Regions from separate parts of the Homo sapiens genome. Here regions 2 and 3 are each linked to region 1. The links are chromatin loops, found by intact Hi-C in ENCODE. Cell type or tissue: PC-9. All regions are shown on one strand. Links, peaks and the distances in the headings refer to the core of each region. The heading gives the core; the rest is flanking DNA. Region 1 overlaps SASH1 (SAM and SH3 domain containing 1). Region 2 has its middle 35 kb from the start of SASH1. Region 3 has its middle 150 kb from the start of SASH1.

The links. Hi-C counts contacts between places; a loop is a spot of excess contacts. Peaks named below come from ENCODE experiments on the same cell type or tissue, not always from the same donor. Only the 100,000 strongest peaks of a DNase experiment are listed, where the experiment ranks them.
Region 2: a loop joins it to region 1, with 18 times the contacts of the local background. A loop is called at or near these places in 2 of 110 quality-filtered maps.
Region 3: a loop joins it to region 1, with 11 times the contacts of the local background. A loop is called at or near these places in 7 of 110 quality-filtered maps.

What each region holds. Positions count from the first base shown.
Region 1 is chr6:148,441,198-148,448,161 of GRCh38, forward strand. All of the region lies in intron 4 of SASH1 (SAM and SH3 domain containing 1), which reads left to right. Among named protein-coding and RNA genes, the nearest start is that of SASH1, 100 kb to the left of the region's middle. RefSeq lists enhancers at 396-690, 4,501-5,001. In PC-9, for the core only: no CTCF peak of the experiment used is centred there; DNase peaks (open chromatin) are centred at 4,074 and 4,604; H3K4me3 peaks cover 599 bases; H3K27ac peaks cover 3,205 bases.
Region 2 is chr6:148,303,886-148,310,849 of GRCh38, forward strand. It overlaps a transcript of SASH1 not described here. Among named protein-coding and RNA genes, the nearest start is that of SASH1, 35 kb to the right of the region's middle. RefSeq lists an enhancer at 3,332-4,018 and a silencer at 3,568-3,862. In PC-9, for the core only: no CTCF peak of the experiment used is centred there; DNase peaks (open chromatin) are centred at 3,016 and 3,686; H3K27ac peaks cover 2,017 bases.
Region 3 is chr6:148,190,111-148,197,074 of GRCh38, forward strand. It overlaps a transcript of SASH1 not described here. Among named protein-coding and RNA genes, the nearest start is that of SASH1, 150 kb to the right of the region's middle. In PC-9, for the core only: no CTCF peak of the experiment used is centred there; DNase peaks (open chromatin) are centred at 1,861, 2,401 and 3,091; H3K4me3 peaks cover 2,329 bases; H3K27ac peaks cover 4,075 bases.

The sequences.
Region 1 (6,964 bases), core at 1,352-6,351:
GCACAGAAGTGGTTTAGGCATCAAGTATTTCTGGAATGCAAAGCACACGTTGGGGAGAGCGTGTGTGTGCTTTAGAGCACAGCTTTGCCTAATCCATCCACGTGTGTGTGCTGCTGGCACAGGCGGTTCTGGGAGGAGGGCTGCTTTGCCAGAAAGCTATAATTCTAAACTTAAGAGGCTTTGTGGGTTTTGTTCTGGTCTGAGGAACGTTGTGGGTGATGTACCATAGCAAACCAAGGCCACTGCCCACTCAGGTTGAGAAGATAACTGTGCACACCCCATCAGCTTTTTTTGTTTTGCTTGCCTTGCCTCCTCCCAGGAACCTAGTAATATGGAGGCTGAAATAGACAAAAAAGGCTCAAGTTGACATTGACTTTGAACTTGGAGGTATTGTGGTGGGGTAGAAGCATCGAGTGAACGGGCTGTAGCTTTTCCTGCCCTAGTTTATTATGTGCCATGATTCAGGCTGAGAGCTCAGGTGTTCCCTCAGAATCTCTGAATCCTTCAGGAAACGAGAAATGTTTGCTCTTCCTCCTAAGAGGAAGTGACTCACCAAATTTGTACTAACCTTAGTTAGGCTGGGTAGTACTTCTTCCCCTCAATTGTGGAGAGTCATTCTTTCCGTGTTTATATCCTTTACTTAGTAAAATGTGGCATGGCTCTTGTGGCTGAGAGAGACTGATGGCCTCCTCTGAGGTTAACAAAAAATTTTAAACACACGCCCACTGTCTCCATTTGTAATATTGTCATTTTGCCTCTGTAATTTTAAGTGGTTCAAACTTAATGTGTTTCTAAACAATTTGAAAGTTTAAAAACATTTTGTCCTTTATTTCTCTGTTAATGGCTTTTGAAAACTATGCTATCCTTTGCTTTTAACTTAAAAACACTTTCTTTTGAAAACTTTTATGGCTGGGTGCAGTGGCTCAGGCCTGTAATTCCAGCACTTTGGGAGGCTGAGGTGGGAGGATCACTTGAGGCAAGGAGTTTGAGATCAGCCTGGGCAACATAGTAAGACCCTGTCTGATCCAGCACCAGCCCCCCGCCCCCAGCCCCCCCAAAATTAGCCAGGTGTGGTGGTGCCCACCTGTAGTCCCAGCTACTCGTGAGGCTGAGGCAGGTGGGTCCCCTGAGCCCAGGAAGTTAAGGCTGCAGTGAGTTGTGATCATGCTTGGGTGAAAGAACAAGACCCCATCTCAAAAGAAAAAAATATTAAAATAAATTTAAAGTTACAGTAAAGTTTCAAGGATTGAGAATTGTGCAGTGAATGTTCATGTAATCTTCACGTGGGCCACCAGTTGTTGACATTTGCACACTCCTGAGCTTTCTCTCTCTCTCTCTCACACACCCCCTGCCCCCCACATACACCACCATTAATTATTATTACTGCTGGCCTGTTTGAGAATAAATGGTAGACATCATGATTGTCACCCCTAAATGCTTAAGCAAATATTTCCTAAGGACAATGACATTCTGTTACAGAATAATATAGTATAATGACCAAATACAGGAAACTTAATAACTTTTTCTAATACATAGTTTCTATTCAAGTTTTTCTTTTTCTTTTCTTTTCTTTTTTATTTATTTATTTATTTTTGAGAGGGAGTATCGCTCTGTCGCCCAGGCTGGAGTGCAGTGGCGTCATCTCGGCTCACTGCAACCTCCACCTCTTGGGTTCAAGCTATTCTCCTGCCTTAGCCTCTTGAGTAGCTGAGATTACAGGCACCCGCCACCATACCCGGCTACTATTTTTTGTATTTTAGTAGGGACAGGGTTTCACCATGTTGGGCAGACTGTTCTCGAACTCCTGACCTCAAATGATCTGCCCGCCTCAGCCTCCCAAAGTGCTGGGATTACAGGGATGAGCCACCGTGCCAGCTGTATTTGTTTTACTAATTGTCCCAATAATGTCTCTTTTAGCAGTGTTTTTCCAATCCAGCACTTTTTAGAAAAAAAAAAAAAAAAAAAAAAATGGCTCACGGCATGTTGGTGTCACGTCTTTTGTCACATTTAATCTGAAAGGGTTTCTTAGCCTTTTTCAGAGTGTAAGCTAGTTGTTTGATGAAGTATTTGTTGTTTAGGGTTTATTTGTTTTTGTGTTTTTTTGCGCCACAGTGCATTATATCGGGGGCCCGTGATGTCCGTTTATTTCATTATTAGTGATATTAATTTTGGTCATTCACTTAAGGTGGTATCTGCCAGGTTTTCTCTGAGAAGTTACAATTTCTTCTTTGTAGTGAATATATATATAATATATATATTATATATAATACATATTATATATTTTTATATATATTTTATATATATGTATGTATGTATATACATATATTGTGAGGTGATCCTCTGAGACCGTGAAACTATTATGTTTCTCATCAAACTTTTACCTGTTGGTTTTAGATTCTTTCCATGATTCTTGCCTGAATCAGTGTTACTGTGATGGTTGCAGAAGGGTGATACTTATTCTTGCATTGATGATTATTTTGTATAAAATCTCCCAAGAGGTTTTGTGTTTAAATTTCATTTGCTTTTAAAGATGTATCACCCTGAAAATCCTAAGTCAGATTATAATTTGAATAGGTTTGATGCATTGTCGCTATAGAATAATTTATACATTGTATTTGAAGATGCAAATAGACAATCTCACTATTCCCTTACATCAAAATGCTTGCTGGGAGCCTTGCTGTTGAGTACAGGACCCTCAAAGGGTGACCTGGCGAACCAGTTGGCTGTGTCTGGTTGGTGTCTGCAAAAGTCTCTGCCAACCAAAATATCATTCTGCGTCAGAGTGGTGTTCTGTGGGCAGAAGTTTTCTCTGCTTTTTATTCCAAAAACAAGAGAACTTAGAAAACACATGTGGGCAAGACCTGCAGGGGCCCACCCTTAGAAGCAGAAATGCAAAGAAGGAGGCAGCGTGGAAGCTGAGCACTGCTCCTGCGACTCCTGCCTCGCAGATCCAGTCTCCCAGCTTGTCTCAGGGACCCCCTGTGTGCACGCCTCTGTCCTCCTTGCCCAGCTGAAACCTATTCTAAGGGAGGTATCTGGCCTTAATTATGTTTCAAATGTCTGTTTCTAAAAAATAACATCACTTCTGTCAGTAGTATTTAGCATTTAACAGGGTTTAAAGTCTCAAGTCACAGGAAGTTAGCTCTGACCAGAAGAGGGGGAGGGAGAGAGACAAGCAGTGAGATTTCCGACATACCTGGCATCTCAGCATCTATTGTGGATGCCCCTGCCAAGTGGGGCTGCTGACCTCTAGATGTGCTTGACCTGCATATACAAGAGGTGGGTTGATAGGTAGGTGATAGGTAAGTAGGTGTGTGGAAAGAAAGAACAGACCCTCCCTACCCCATTATGAGTTTGGTGGGGTCCCCATTCATCCTTATTTTCTTACACTATCTGGTCTCTCCATATGCTTTCACTGGAAGTTTAATAAAGAAGGCCAAGGGAGATTTCATTTGAGCCTCTTCTCTTTATATCTATCTACATCGCTTATTGATGAGACTATCTGTTACTGGAAGGGGGTCCTGATCTAGACCCCAAGAGAGGGTTCTTGGACCTCATGCAAGAAAGAATTCAGGGCAAGTCCATAGAGTAAACTGAAAGCAAGTTTATCAGAGAAGTAAAGAAACCAAAGAATAGCTACTCCATAGGCAGAGCAGTGGCATGGGCTGCTCGACTGAATAGACTTACAGTTGATTTTTGATTATATGCTAAACAAGGGGTGAATTATTTATGAGTTTTCTGGGGAAAGGGCAGGCAGTTCCCAGAACTGAGCATCCCTCCCTTTTTAGACCACATAGGGTAACTTCCAGATGTTGCCACGGCACCTGTAAACTGTCATGGTGCTGCTAGGAGTGTCTTTTGGTGTGCTATTGCATTATAATTCACATATAATGAGCAGTGAGGATGACCAGAGGTCACTTTCATCGCCATCTTGGATTTGGTGGGTTTTGGCAATCTTCTTTACTGCATCCTGTTTTATCGGCAGGATCTTTGACCTGTATCTTGTGACACCAGTCCTGCCAACCTCCTGTCTCATCCTGTCACTAAGAATGCCTAGCCTTCTGGGAATGCAGCCCAGCAGGTCTCAGCCTTATTTTACCCAGCCCCAGTTCAAGGTGGAGACGCTCTGGTTCAAATGCCTCTGACATACCTGCTTTATTGCTCAATCTCGGATTTGTGTCAACTGGCTGAACAGGTGAAATTAACTAATTTTCTATTACCAGACACTTTTAAGAATATTTAGAGGGTAAGGCTTTTCTTGAGAGGGCTGGGAAATAGCTTTATAACTACAACAAATGAGTTTAGCTACGAGTCGCAGAAAACCTGACAAATAGTGATTCCTTAGACACATCTGAGTTCCATGAATGGGTCCAGGGCTGGCTCCATGACTCAAGTCGGCCTTCAGAAACCCAGATGGCTGGACTGCTTTCTTTTTTCTTCTTTCTTTTTCTTTCCCGTCATAGCCTCAAAGTGGCTGCTGCATCTTCTAGGTGGGAAGAAAAAGCAGGGCGAAGAGAGGGAAGAAGGCAGTAGGTCCCAAGGCTAAACCTTGTGCTTTGCAGAGCTTTCCTAGAAACCCTGTCCACCACATTCCAGTGTGTGCCACTCATTTCCTCGTGCAGCAGCTGTTTGCTGACCAACTACCGGTTGTAGAAGGCTCCCTTCAGGGGGCCCAGGATATAGTGATGGACAGAACTGTCACGAGCTTACGTTTGAAGGCAGGGGCATATACTAGAACAAAAATTACATATTTAAAGTCATGGTATGGAGAAAAATAAAGCAAAGAAAGGGGACCCAGAATTGGGTCACTTGACCACCATAGCTATAAGGGAGTTTAGAGAAGTGAGCATTTTTAACGGAGCACATTGCTATCCTGAACAACATAGGGTTCTTTTTTTTTTTTTTTTTTTTTTTTTTTTTTTTTTTTTTGAGACGGAGCCTCACTCTGTCGCCCAGGCTGGAGTGCAGTGGCGCGATCTTGGCTCACTGCAAGCTCCGCCTCCCAGGTCCACGCCATTCTCCTGCCTCAGCCTCCCCAGTAGCTGGGACTACAGGTGCCCGCCATCATGCCCAGCTAATTTTTTGTATTTTTAGTAGAGACGGGGTTTCACCGTGTTAGCCAGGATGGTCTTGATCTCCTGACCTCATGATCCGCCCGCCTTGGCCTCCTAAAGTGCTGGGATGACAGGCGTGAGCCACCGTGCCTGGCCAGGGTTCTTTTCTTAAGGAAAGAGGGTGAATAGACATTGCGTAGGAGACTAGCAGTATTTTCTATGAAAAGTTTAACTTTTATTTGTATGCATGTAAACAAAGGAATCTGAAAATTACCTAGATGTCTGACAAGCTGTGTGTCAAGATTCTTTAGTGTCATTACATTCAAGGAAGCCAACTGTAGGGAGGGCCACCTGGCTATTTTGTAATATGTTTATGGAGGAAATCTTCATGGGGTGGTTTATATAGACTAAAAATTGAAAAGGCATAGACAGGTAATAATAGGTGATGCTTATTGAGTTCTTATTATGTGCCAGGAACTGAGCTAAGCACTTAACATTGACTCACTTAATACAAAAATCCTACGAGATGACAAATGGTATGATTCCCATCTACAAATGCAAAACTAAAGGACAGAGGTAAGTTGCCCAGGGCCACACACTTACTAAGAAGCAGTACACAGATTTGATCCCAGTTAAGAACCCATAACCCTAACCACAGAGCTGTAATTCCAAAGTCCTTAGAATGCATTGCTTATGCAAATACAGAGGCTAGTGGCAAATCGTGTTCGTTAGCATCAAATAAACAGCAGCAGGTAAAACCTACACTTCAGGGCTCCCTTGAAAATAGGAGCAAATTCTACCCTCATCCAGATATAAGCTAGGTCCCAGTTATTTATCTGTAGAGGCAGGAAGGTCCAAAATAAATCTCAAAACTTCACCTAAGCCAATATTTATAACTTCTTTTCTACTAAGTCTTTCACTGGAGTTGAACATTCACTGATTTAGTTTCACTTTTTTTCATTATCTGTGGCTACACTTGAACTATTTTATGGTGAAAAAGTCCAAAAATATATAGCACGATGGAAAAGGAAGGTAAATAAAAGTAGAGAAGGCCAATAGAGCAGTGTTCTGTGGTGAAATAAAGAGGATCGAATATAGTTTATAAATGTTCTCTGCGGACACTTACTCTCCTTGGACAATGCTTCGCTCTCAGGTATGTTTTATCTGGCAAGCTGATTACTCTTTTGATAATGTCAGCTTTCCTTTTCTCCCTCTCAAAGATCTTTGTCTTCACCCTCTTTCCTCTGACTGCAGGGAAGAAGTCCCAGCACACACATGCCTGTTGCAGTCCCTCCAACTCCCTGCTTTGGATCATCTGCTGCTCTCTTGATTGCTTGCACCACTGATCTGATCTTGTCGTCATCCTCCTCCCCTTCCTTCTCCTCCTCCTCCTCCTTTTCCTCCTCTTCTTCCTCTTGTTCTTCCTCCTCTTCTTCTTCCTCTTCTCCTCTTCCTCCTTCTCCTCCTCCTCATCCTCCTCCTCCTCTTCCTCCTCCTCCTCCTCGTCCTCCTCTTCCTCTGTGGTCTGCCATCCACCTACCTGGCCACCTTAGCCCTTGCTATGTGCTCCCTAGGCAGAGCAAAAGCCGCTGCAGTTTCTCAGACAGGCCCTATTCTCCCAGGGCGTGCTGAGCCTTGGAAATGCTGCTCCTTCAGCGGGATACTCTGTCTCCCACTCTCACCATTACCCCCCGCTGCCCACTCCCCGACCTTTCCCTGGGCAAGCTCCATTCAATCTTAAAACCTCAGCTCTGGGGTTGGCCCCTCCCAGAATTCTCCCGTAATCCACAGACTTGAGGTGAAGTGGCCTGGTACTTGGCCTCTACACCCCCTGGACTCTCCTGCTTCTATTGCAGTGGAGAGAGTGTGTGTGTGTGTGTGTGTGTGTATGTGTGTGTGTGCGTGCGTGC
Region 2 (6,964 bases), core at 1,271-6,270, 140 kb before region 1:
AAAATGCTTTAAGATGGAAAAATGCAATATACCAAAACTTATAAGATGCAGCTAAAACAATGCTCAGAAGGCAATGTATGGCTCTAAATGCCTATATTTAAAAGGAAGAAAGATCTCAAATTAATAACCAAATCGGGGGCCGGGTGCGATGGCTCACGCCTGTAATCCCAACACTTTGAGAGGCCGAGGTGGGTGGATCACGAGGTCAGGAGTTCAAGACCAGCCTGGCCAAGATGGTGAAACCCTGTCTCTGCTAAAAATACAAAAAAATGGCTGGGCGCAGTGGCTCACGCCTGTAATCCCAGCACTTTGGGAGGCCGAGGCGGGCGGATCACGAGGTCAGAAGATCAAGACCATCCTGAGTGACATGGTGAAACCCTGTCTCTACTAAAAAAATACAAAAAATTAGCGTGGTGGTGGGCACCTGTAGTCCCAGCTACTCAGGAGGCTGAGGCAGGAGAATGGTGTGAACCCGGGAGGCAGAGCTTGCAGTGAGCCAAGATCGCGCCACTGCACTCCAGCCTGGGCGACAGAGTGACTCCGTCTCAAAAAAAAAAAAAGAAAAGAAAAAAAAAATTAGCCGGGCATGGTGGTGGGCGCCTATAATCCTAGCTACTAGGGAGGGTGAGGTAGAGACTTGCTCGAACCGGGGAGGCAGAGGTTGCAGTGAGCCGAGACCACGCCACTGCACTCCAGCATGGGCGACAGAGTGAGACTCCATCTCAAATAAAATAAAAATTAAAATTAAAAATAACCAAATCTTCCACCTTAAAAAAAGAGAAGAAAAAGAACTTTTTAAAGACCTAGCATTAAAATTTTACAACTTCTAGAAAAGCTTATTAAAATAACTTCTACATTCTGGCCAGGTGCCATGGCTCACGCCTGTAATCCCAACACTTTGGGAGGCCGAGGCAGGCGGATCACTTGAGGTCAGGAGTTCGAGATCAGCCTGGCCGACATGGTAAAATCCCGTCTCTATTAAAAATACAAAAATTAGCTGGACGTGGTGATGGCGGGTGCCTGTAATCCCAGCCACTTGGGAGACTGAGGCACCAGAATCGCGTGAACCCAGGAGGTGGAGGTTGCAGTGAGCCAAGATTGTGCCACTGCACTCTAGCCTGGGCGATAGAGCGAGACTCAGTCTCAAATAAATCAATAAATAAATAACTTCTACAGTCTATACTACTCAGTTCCTGAATACACATTTCTTTAGAATGTATTCAGCAGTTTATCCCCTATTTATACACTTTTGGTCATTGTTCCAGAGTTTCTTTCTCATTAACATTCCTGGGCTGAGGCTCATTTCCTCAAGTTCTTTGCGTCTTTTGTCTACTGCTGCATGGGTTCCTGAGGAGAGTTAAAGGTTCTATTTGTTCCTGAGTTTACAATCAGAAGCTCACCAAAGCTCTTGCTCTGTGGAAACCTTGAAACTGATCTCTTGACAAGGCGCAGTGGCTCACGCCTGTAATCCCAGCACTTCGGGAAACCGAGGCGGGGGGATCATGAGGTCAGGAGTTCGAGATCACCCTGGCCAAGAGACCAGCCTGGTCAATACGGTGAAACCCCATCTCTACTAAAAATACAAAAATTAGCTGGATGTGGTGGCGGGCACCTATAATCCCAGCTACTCGAGAGGCTGAGGCAGGAGAATTGCTTGAACCCAGGAAACAGAGATTACAGTGAGCCAAAGATCGTGCCATTGCACTCCAGCCTGGGCGACAGAGCGAGACTCTGACTCAAAAAAAAAAAAAAAAAAAAAGAAAGAAAGAAAGAAAAGAAAATGATCTCTCTTTCAGTCAGGATTCAGCATTTAAACAACTGGCAGACCCAGTGAGTTTGACAAGAGTCAAATAAGGGGACTATTTAACAGAGCTGTGGGCAGGATTAAAGAACAACCAAAGATAGTGACGCACCAGAAACTAGCAACATCAGAAAGCCTTTCCTATGCTTAAGTCTGAAGGAGAAATTCGAGGAAACGGTTGTTAAATCAGGTACCAGAACGTTTATGTTTTAGAATAACTCAGGGAGTACAATGGGAATGTCCATGGCACAAAGAAATGATGAGTGCTTGAGGTGATGAGCCCCATTTATCCTGGTGTGATTATTATATGCTTGTATCAAAATATCTCATGTGCCCCATAAATATATACACCTACTATGTATCCATAAAAATTCAAAATTAAAACAATTTTAAAAAAAGAAAACAGAACCCTGGAAGAAGGAGTTACCTCTACTGATCCCTGGCCTTAGAGGGATGTAGCAACTGCTAAAACTTTGGCAGGTGGGGGGCACAGGTAAGAATAGACATAAATACCCTACCTACTTCTTTCTCTTTCCACTCGCTTGTTCTCTCTGCCATTGACCCAACCCAAAAGAAGCCAGAGAACCAGGAAGTCAGGATGCCATCTATAGATGTCCGCCTCTAAAGGGACAGATGGCAGAGATAGATCTGAGGGGAAGATGGAAATTAACCAGCACAAGTCTTCCAGCCAGGGCCACAGGCCTCTGAGCCCCAAGGTTCCAGGCCTCAGCTGGGTCCCAGGGAAACTCTTGTTGATTGGCAAGACTCTTCACCCACTGCCACTTCCTCTATTGCTGAGGTTGCTTTCTGCTTCCAATATTTTGTGTTCTCAAAGCAGCTGCTACTTCAACCCACACTAAGTTTCTCCAGGGAGTCTTCAATCTTGCTGTGGTAGGGGAGGCATCCATCCACACTCCTACTTACAGCCCCTCTTTTGTTTTATTGAAGCAGTCTTTCCCTCCTATTCGCACAGTCTCCTCTCCCTAGAAACACACACAAGATTCTCCCGAGCTGAGACAGGGTCAGGTTTTCTTCTTCATTCCTCCTTTCCCCCTGAGAAAGAGGCTGTAGAACACATCACCCAACAGCCCATGCAGAACCCCTGTGTCTCAGAAACCAGCTGCACTCAAGAATTGGGAGAGCTTCATCCTGGCCACAGGAATGGGAATGTACCTCTAGGAACTCACTCTGTGCAATGTGCTCAAGCAGAGGTGGGTCAGATGACCAGGCCTTGGTATTTGTAAACATATAGGGTGACAGTTCCTCTTAGTCATCCTTGAGTGACCCAGAGAACTGGCTGCTTGTCACATCCTCAGCACAACCTACCTTTCTCTTTCTTTTCTTTCTTTCTTTCTTTCTTTCTTTCTTTCTTTCTTTCTTTCTTTCTTTCTTTCTTTCTTTCTTTCTTTCTCTCTCTCTGTCTCTTTCTTTCTTTTCTTTCTTATTTTTTGAGACAGAGTCTCGCTCTGTCATCCAGGCTGGAGTGCAGTGGCTCAATCTTGGCTCACTGCAACCTCCGCCTCCCAGGTTCAAGCGATTCTCCTGCCTCAGCCTCCTGAGTAGCTGGGATTACAGGTGTGTGCCACCATGCCTGGCTAATTTTGTATTTTTAGTGGAGACAGGGTTTCGCCATGTTGGTCAGGCTGGTCTCAAACCCCTGACCTCGTGATCTGCCTGCCTCGGCCTCCCAAAGTGCTGGAATTACAGACATGAGCCACCGCACCTGGCCAGCACAACCTTTATAGGCAACTGGAGAGGAAGCTGGGAGCCCTACCCTAAAAGAGCTTACAGTATAATGAGGTGCCAAGCCCATTAAATAATAGCATCCTCCTGGAACAAGATATTTATGAAACAGGTTCCGTGGCTGCCCCAAGGCTCCAAGCATCTGATTGTATTTATTGTTATTCCACCCCTTGCTGATCCCAGGCTTCAAAGGTTGATGTATGACTGATCCTAAGAATCCAGCCCTACCAGAATGACCTGTCATCTCCCTTCTGCTGCTTGTTGAATTAGGCAGCTGCTTGTTGAATTAGGTTATTAAAATGTCTGCTCAGCCTCTTAGTCAACTTAACTTGGCTTTATTTTGGTGGAAAGCAAATCACTTAGTAGAATTTTGCTTAATTGGTCACTTGGCTCAGGGTTTGATGACTTTTCCAGTAATATTTGCACGACAAATATATTTTATTTAATTCTTTTCTGAAATAATTCAGCTGACTCTGAATGGTCAAGATGTGCAAAGCACTGAAGAGGCGCCATGATCCTAGCAGGAGATCTATGGTAATATGAGGGCAGAAAACACGGAAGAGAGACAGCCTGAACACTCACAGGTTTACCATAGAGATAAGCAAGAAGTATAACCAGCCACTGTGTCCTCACTATCTTTTTGATCTCTTTCTTGGGTATCTCTGGATCCATCTTTTTCTCTGGATTTCTAACCTCCATGTCCCTCTTTCACTTCTTCTGTGGTGTCTCACATGTGTTTGTGTACGTGTGTGTATGCATGCACACATCCAAGTGTATATATGTATCGCACCTTGGGCAAAATTTAATAATGGTGTTTTGCCACAGTTAAAAAGATATTAAATCCGCCCCCCCCAAAAATGTATAATAATGGGTAACAATACGGCATTTTAAAGAACTTGCTCTGTAATGGGTCCCAGGCAAAGAACTCTTCAGGTATCATATCAGTTGTTCATCAAAAACTTAGGAGCTTTTTTTTTTTTTTTGAGATGGAGTTTCACTCTGGTTGCCCAGGCTGGAGTGCAATGGCGCTGCCTTGGCTCACTGTAACCTCCGCTTCCCAGGTTCAAGCAATTCTCCTGCCTCAGCCTCCCAAGTAGCTGGGATTACAGGCATGCGCCACCATGCCTGGCTAATTTTTGTATTTTTAGTAGAGATAGGGTTTCACCACGTTGGTGAGGCTGGTCTCGAACTCCTGACGTCAGGTGATCCACCCACCTCGGCCTCCCAAAGTGCTGGGATTACAGGTGTGAGCCACCGCACCTGGCAACTTAGGAGCTTTTTAAAGTATTTTCTGCTTTACTGTCTTGTGATGTAGTTTCTCATGTCTAGAAAATAGAATTGTTCCTTGTCAGTCCATAAGATTCTCTTTCTCTGCCAGACGCAGTGGCTCATGCCTGTAATCCCAGCACTTTGGGAGGCCGAGGTGGGTGAATCACCTGAGGTCAGGAGTTCGAGACCAGCCTGACCAACGTGGCAAAACCCCATCTCTACTAAGAATACAAAAATTAGCCAGGGGTGGTGGCACACGCCTGTAGTCCCAGCTACTCAGGAGGCTGAGGCAGGAGACTCGCTTGAACTCCGGAGGTGGAGGTTGCAGTGAGCCAAGATTTCACCATTGCACTCCAATTTGGGTGACAGAGCAAGACTCTGTCTCCAAAAAAAAAAAAAAAAAAAGATTCTCTTTCTCTAAATGGTCCCATCAGGAATGGCTTGGTGCTTGTAGTTATGCTGCCTGGGGGGAAAAAAGAGTACAGAATATTCGGTGAGAACTGAAGGTTATTATAATCCAGAAAGAGTGATGGAGTATAAAGACAACGTCTTTTCAAATAGACTTTGCAAGACTTTCTGCCTTTTCAGTGGTAAAGGCTAAGCAGTGGTTTGCTGGCTTTGCCCTCTGTGGGTTACAGAAAGGCCTTTGCTTATAAATCCATGGAGCTGAAGGTCACATGAAGGGCTTGCCTGCACTAGCTTATTTACTCTAGGATCAGAATCAAGACCTCAGTTAATCTCAGTTACACTAGTGTGGCATATTTCCCACCTCCACCCATATCCACCCACTAGTTCTGGCCCCAGATTGTCTCTGAGCTGGCCCTGCCCACTGGTCAGAACAGATTGGCAAATGATCATTCCTTAGGACAGCCCTGGCTTGTACAACAGGCAGGAATGAGGTCAGAAGAAAGGCTATTGTCCCCATATCCTTGGTAGATGGAGGCTTATGTTACCTTCTCATGTTGCTTTAAAAAAAAAAAAAAAAAGCTAGTTCCTCTCTCCTTGTATTAAAAGACTTAGGGTATGAAGGTCAATTGTAAACATTTGACAGGTGACCTTTGCCAGCATGTTGGGTGGGTCAGAGCTCTAAACACATACACACCATGTACAAGGGTATCATTCATTTCTTGGGCAAAGGAGAACAAAAACTGGCGAGTTTTGAGTAATTAATATCCCATCTTCCATTTAAATGTCAACCTAGGAGTATTCAGTGAGGACATATGATGTTCAAGGCACCATGTGGGGGAATGTAGGGAAGTCTGGCAGAGTTTAGAATCCAGTAGAAAATTAAAAATATAAACAAGCATAGTACAGGAAGTACATGGTAAAACTTAGCCTCTAGGCTGGGCCTGGTGGCTCAGGCCTGTAATCCCAGCGCTTTGGGAAGCCGAGGAGGGTGGATCACCGGAGATCAGGAGTTTGAGACCAGCCTGGCTAACGTGGTGAAACCCCGTTTCTACTAAAAATACAAAAATTAGCCAGGTGTGGTGGTGCGTGCCTGTAGTCCCAGCTACTTGGGAGGCTGAGGTAGGAGAATCTCTTGAACCCAGGAGACGGAGGTTGCAGTAAGCCAAGATTGCGACACTGCACTCCAGCTGGGCGACAAGAGTGAAACGTTGTCTCAAAACAAAACAAACTTAGCCTCTAGAATCAAAAAAGCCTCAGTGCAAATCTCTGCTGTATCTATTTAACAACTGGTGCTGGAACAATAGGACATCCATATGTGAAAAAAAAAAAAAAAAATAGATTGTAGACCTCAATGTAAAATCACTGTGACTGTGGTAAATAAGATTTTGTCACTAAAACAAGATATGATTCATAAAAGAAAACATGGATAAATTGAACTTAGTCAAAATTTAAAATTCTCCTTGAAAGATGCTATAAAATGAGAAGGCAACCACACACTGAGAGAAAATATTTGCAAAGTATGTATTTGATAAAGGACTTGTATCCAGAATATATATTCAGTTATCTCAAAACTCAATAACAAGAAAATAGCATGATTTTTAAAACGGGCAAAAGATTTAACAGAACACATGAAAAGATACTCAACATAATTAGTCATCAGGAAAATGCAAATTTAAAAACAACAAAATAACTATTAGAATGACTTTTAAAAAAAAAGGCTGGTAATGGCAAGTGCTGGCAAGG
Region 3 (6,964 bases), core at 600-5,599, 250 kb before region 1:
GGCCCCTTTGATGCCCAGCAGCTCTCTGCTTCCTCCATGACCTCTGCAAGTAGGAGAATCTTTGTGGAGGCTGTGAATCCCAGTCCCATCACTTCTCTTCCTGTGACATCCCTTAAGTCTTCCTTCCTAGGGTCTTCTGCCTCCCAGAAGAAAGCCGGGGAGCCATGCTTCTCTACGACCTTTGCACCTCGCCCTCCTCCTAGACCAGGGGAAGTGTTTTCCTACATGAAAGCACCACCACACCCACCATGGCTTGTTTCACAGAGACATTCTTTCCTCAAATTCCATCTCCCCTTTGGAAATCAGGCTTTTAGAAAACACCAGGAAGCCTTGCACGCTAGGTCTGTTTTCTACCATACTAAGGCGCGGAGGCATGGAGAGACATAGGAAAAGGAGAAAAATACACAGAAGGAGAAAAAGGGGGAAAAACTCTAAATTAAAACCTCCGAACCCTGTTGCTAATATGTATGGTAGTGATAAACATAGCACTTTGCATTCCTCAGGAGCATCTAGCCTGCTCTTCAAGAAATTGAATCAACATCGGGCAAAGAGAAGAAACTTGGGGTTTCTTTTTTTATTTTATTTTATTTTTTTTTTTTTGAGACGGAGTCTCACTCTATTGCCAGGCTGGAGTGCAATGGCACGATCTCGGCTCACTGCAGCCTCTGCCTCCTGGTTCAAGCAATTCCCCTGCCTCAGCCTCCCAAGTAGTTGGGACTACAGGCATGGGCCGCCACGCCCGGCTAATTTTTTTTTGTATTTTAGTAGAGACGGGGTTTCACCGTGTTGACCAAGATGGTCTCAATCTCCTGACCTTCTGATCCACCCGACTTGGCCTCCCAAAGTGCTGGGATTACAGATGTGAGCCACCACACCCAGCCAAACTTTGGGTTTTCAATGCCTTGGTTTTGTAAGAAAGGGGCAGGAAGGTTAAAGGTTCATTTTCAAGGCACCACTGACTCACCCTTTACAGATTGCTCTTAAAATCATTTTAATTTGTTAGAAAATGTAAATTGATTTTGCATCCTTTTTCCTGTAAATTGTCTGCACACAAGTAAAAGTCACTAATACTCAAAAAGACTTTTTTTTTTTTTTTTTTTTGAGATGAAGTCTTGCTCTGTTGCCCAGGCTGGAGTGCAAATGGCACTATCTTGGCTCACAGCAACCTCTGTCTCCTGGGTTCAAGCGATTCTCCTGTCTCAGCCTCCCAAGTAGCTGGGAGTACAGGCGGATGCCACCATGCCTGGCTATTTTTTTTTTTTTGTATTTTTGTGGAGATGGGGTTTCACCATGTTGGCCAGGCTGGTTTCGAACTCCTGACCTCAAGTGATCCACCCGCCTCGGCCTCCCAAAGTGCTGGGATTACAAGCGTGAGCCACAGTGCCTGGCCTAAAAAACTTCAATAACTCTCTCTGGAAAAGAATCAGTATTTACCTGTAGAGCCACTTTTGTGCTCCAATGACCTTAGCTGAGTTCGTCATAGGCCACATGGGCTAAGCTGGTGTCCCTCAATTTAGTAAAACACAGTCTATAAAATCCCACACTTGTAAAACACTCATTTGGCAAGTGGTTTTGCAAAAGTTGTAAAAGCTTACAAGTGGATATGCCAGGGATTCCTTTAAGTATCAAGATGTCCTTGAGTTTTCCAAAAATATGACTCAATTTAGAATCATGGAGGTATTGTAGCTTTTCAAAAGTATATCTTTGTAAAAGTACATGTGCCTGTACTCAGTGAAATGAATGTTAAGCCAGATAGAACATGAGATTTCACCAATAGGAAAGAAGAAAACTCCCTGCCAGACCTAAATAGTTGTTTCACCTATTTGGAAGAGTTGCAGAGTATGCAAAAGTGACTCAGCAAGTCACAGACACCAGCACAGAGGTGGACTCGGTTATGAGGCAGGACTCGTACAACAGGTTCTGAAGGCCCAGAGGTTAATGAAGTGGTTAAGCTAAGGGTAGCCCTCCCCAGGCTCCTGAGGAAGGAAAGTCAACAAGGACTTTTAGATATCTCCCCAGCAAAATCATATATTTCCTCTTGAAAAGTTACTGTTTTTTGACCAGGTTTGCATTCTTCTGGGTCTCTTGGTTTGTAAATAATTGTTTTCGTGCATTTAAGCAGTTAATCTGGCAAAGCTAATACTAATTTGACATAGCCAGGGACTAGAGAAAATGCAGTAGACATAACTGTTTTCCTGGGTAAAATTTTATAAAACTAAACATTTTAGAAAGCCCTACTCATGTGTAGATGTGGGAGGGATGGACTCTCCCTGCAGGAGAAAAACTGTCCAAGTGGTGAATTCCACATTGGAACAATATGATGTTGGCTTCTGATTTTCCACTCCAGGCTTTGGAGGTAAAGCTCAGCATTTGACCGCAGTTATGTTGTGCTACAAAGGGCCAGTACACAGTAAGGCCTGTGGACTTAGGAACTGGCAAAGGAAGGGAGATGTGGTTAGAACACTCAGGAGAAGGGTTATTAAAGGGTAAAAGCAGTTTTTGCATTTGAGTTTTTCTTTTCTTCATAACCTTTCGCAATTTCATTGGATCCAAATGTCCGAGAAACGTTCATTGAAAGTGTAAAGTCCACAGAAAGAAAGGACCAGAATTCTTCCAGGTCTCTCCCATCAGGCTTCATCTGGGTTCTACCTTTCCATTTTTGTTCCACTTGCAGGAATGGTGGGTAGGAGCGTTAGACTTCTCTGTTTATAAGAATGTTTCTTTTGAGTATCATTAATCAGCACGGATGAAGATGAGTTGTGCCTGAGATGATAACCACAGATCCAGCTCTCAAGGATATTTTGAGGACGTTCTATCTTCTCCTGCCTCTTTTCAGAAAAAAGTGAGAATATTATAAGCACCTATATTTTTATATGGCTGTTTAAAATCCTAATTGACCTGTTCTAACAAAGTAGCACGGAGCATGAATCACTTGGTAGCCAACTTTGGTTAATTTTGCCTGCAGGATTGCCAGAAGTTGCCTTCCTGAGCTTGCACTTCTACTTGCATTCCAGGTGTCCATTCTTGTGTACCGAACACACCTTAAAGTGAGCTGAGAGATTTATAATTACTAGAGTCAAAAAAAAATGCCAGAAGGAAACGTCACCACCCACTGAAGGATTATTGTTGGCATGATGACTGAGGCGTGGCGCCTGTGCACATGGCAGTGTCAGTTGCCTTGTCATAAGTGGCAGTAATGCTAGGGGATACTTTTCTTCTTTGATTTATATTATTATCTTCTTGAATGAGACATATCTCGATTTTGAATCATAACTGTGAGAAATGCCCACACCCTTCTTACCTCCACATATGTAAATTCCATTTCTCCCAAGACTCCCAGCTATGAGAGAATGCAACAGTCAATATTATGAAAGTGGCTTGGCTAAAATGTTTGCTTCCCTGTGCTCAGTCACTTGAGCAGCACAAGTGACACATTTGACAAGGCAGAACAAGAAATTTATCCCTTCACTATGGAGCATTTTACAAGGGAAGCTGAGTTTTGGAGCAAACTAATGGTAAGTTGAATAAAGTGTTTAAATATCAAGGACATCATGCTGGGCATTTTCCTTGTGGCTTTTTATAAAATAAGATGAAAGGGGAATTTATAATCAAAGGATTGTACTCTTGCTTATTACTTTAAGTGAAACGTGCCTTCTACATATCAAATTTTGTTAGTGATAAATGGCTTTGAATGAATTGTTTGGCAGGAACTTTTTCTAATTCTATTGATGAAGAATACTAACAGCTATGGGCATGTAAGGCTTTATGACTTTGTGGAAGCAATATGGTTCACTAGTGGAAAGGAATTATTCTAAGGTAGATTTTTAACATAAATGAAGCATTTCTTGGAACTCTGTGTTGGATTTTTACTTTTGGTTTTCTTTAACTGTACCTCTTTTAAGATTTTCTCTAAGGTGTGTATACATAAACATGATCAGAAGGGTGTAATAAAGGAGGATTCTAATGTCTAAGACTAACCTTTGTGATTTCTGAACTGAACATATTCGTACCTGCCATTTTCCCTTTATGTGACCAAGAACTGCTGAGTTTACTTTAGATGACTTGGTACAGTCTTGAATGCATCAAAGAATGCAGAGATTCCCTGACTTTGGTGATTCTAGATGATCATGTCATTTTATAGTGGAGTAAACTGAAGTCCCTCTATCCAAACAACCCATAGTCTGGCTACAAGATCACAGACCCCACCCCCCATTCCAGTGGGTTTTTTGTTTTTAGTTATCCTTCACTGTCTCATAGCATAAAATTTCATTTTGTTTTCTCCTTTCTAATGTAAATTTCAGCTTCATTGGAAATAGAAAATTCTGTTGCAAACAGGTAATTTTTAGATTGGATGGTATAACAAATTATCTTTTCGTGGCAACGATGTGACTCATCTGTCTTTTCCCTGGCAGTATGACCTATACTACCATCTTTTATGACACTAAGTTTATTCTGTGAGCATACTGAAACATTGGTTTCTAAAGTAGTCACTTCTATTCATTAAAGAATGTTCAGGTCCAGGTGCGGTGGCTCGTGCCTGTAATCCCAGCACTTTGGGAGGCCAAGGCGGGAGGATCACGAGGTCAGGAGATCGAGACCATCCTGGTTAACACGGTGAAACCCCGTCTCTACTAAAAATACTAAAAATTAGCCGGTTGTGGGGCGGGCTCCTGTAGTCCCAGCTACTCGGGAGGCTGAGGCAGGAAAATGGCGTGAACCTAGGAGGCGGAGCTGGCAGTGAGCCGAGATCGCGCCACTGCACTCCAGCCTGGGCGACAGAGCGAGACTCCGTCTCAAAACAAAACAAAAAAAGAATGTTCAGTATCTCTGATGTCTTAAATTATAATGCTATATCTGAGCTGGTAAGCCATTCTGTGTGATGTCTTTGGAGAAAGGAGGGTAAAAAAATGTATTATTATTTCTAAACATAACTAAAAAGCACAATTTTTAGATCAATATTCAAACATTTAATACATTTACTTTTGTTTATCCAATTATTTCACTCGTTTACTTAGCAAGCACATCAATATATTGTATTCTGGAAACTCAATCATTTCTATGCTCTTACAATACTTAGGTTTTTTTAAATGTCTTTATTTTTATTAAGAGTTCATTTTGACAAACTATAGAAAAATTAAAAAGGTTTTTTCTGCATGTCCTCCAGGCAGAGAGGAACATCTGTGCTCCAAGGAGCTGGGAGCTGATGTAGCAGCAGGCTCTGACTGGCTCCAGAGTCCTAAACCTATGGGGACTGGGCAGAGGCCGATGCTCAGGAAATACACAAAGGACTGAGACGTAGGCATTGGTCCTGTCCACCCAGAACTGCTCAAGGAGTTTTCCAAATCAGATAGTCACATGAGAGAACTATCGGACTTATAAGCAGCTACCATGCAAATTCAAGGTAGCCTCTTGTTTTGTTAAATCATGGTTGTCCAAACTGCCATTTTGAAAATTCTCCCCTCATTTTGAAACTCTCTTTCACCCCGGCTCCAGCACTGCCACTACATGTGTCACCAGTTCCCCTGGCAGGTGGGTGGTGGCTTCCCGTGAGAGAGCTAAGTCAGCAGCCCCAGAAGGTGCCTCGGGGAGCTGGTGGCAACTCATTAGCCTCTCTTACGCGCCTTTTAGTCTGTGTCATGGACAGATTACCTGCCAGCACAGACACCCAGTGACAGGCACAGCCCAGGGCAGGAGGGACTGCAATTTACTATGAACCAATGGCTACTCAACCTGTGTGAACCAACAGAAATGGATTTTGGAGGGCCTGGTATATTTCCACAGTGGCTTTCTATCATAATTAATGCACCCAACCTCTCCTGTGGTCAGCAGGTTGTTATCTGAACTGTGTAGATTGTGAGACATAGAGATTTAATAACAGGCTTGGTGCTCTCTGGTTAATGAGTGGGCTGGGAGTGAGAAATCTAAGGCTCTGGTGATTTCCTACAGAATGTTGGACATTGTCTCTCAGCCTTCTCCACCAGGAGGATCAGAGTGGTTCTTCCATCAAGAGTTCTCTCATCATTTTTTGCTCTTAGTGCATCTGAGTTCTTGAATGTCTTCACTCTTGCAGAATATTGGAGTCACTTAGAAGTTCACTTTCATGTCAGACATAACTGGATCATGCTTCTCTCAAAGAGGATAATAGTAACCCCTGGGAGCTCAAATTCAGAAGCTTGCCTCCAAGTGCAGCTTTAAGTCTCAAGGCTATGTGCTGGTCCAGGACAGTTGGTAGATTAGGTCTCCCCTTGCATACAACCCAGTGAAACAATTCAACCTAGCACAGCTTCAACAAGCACGAACCATATATGAAAGTGCAGGTAGCAGAGGGCATGATGGCCATGCATGATTATTTGGGGAAAGTGGACAGTGGTAACTCTCTGCATAGTCCTGTCTGATCATCTCCTCCCAAGAGACCCCAGCCATCTTTCTTTGCCACCATCCTCTTTCTCCCAGTGAGCTCATCTGAATACCTGCCTCATTGAAGCATCAGGCAAGTGCTCATCGAGCCCAGCCTCTATGACTAAATCCGCTGTTTCTATGGAGAATACAGAGGAAGAAGACGTGATCTTGACTCAGGAAGGTCAAAATATAATTGTGAGATAAGACAAACATCCATGAAACAATTAGAGAACAGAATAATATATAATTGAGTGGCAGACGGCATGGTTCAGAAATTAAGTGGAATAGCAAGTCTGAAGTCAGGGAAGTCTGTGAGGCCCAGAAGAGTCAAAGAAGGTTTCATGATGGAAATTGATGGATAGAATTTGGAAAGGAGAGGGATAGGCATCCAGATGAAGGAGATGATGGTGTCGAGTAAATGCTGGGAGGCAGAAACGCCTCTGGTGACAGGATACTGCTGAGTGATTGAACAGGAAATGGATGTGAGGGACTGGGGAAAGATAGAGAATGGAGCAGATCCTGGAGAGTCTTGAAGACCAAACAGAGGATCTTAGACTGGGTAGGA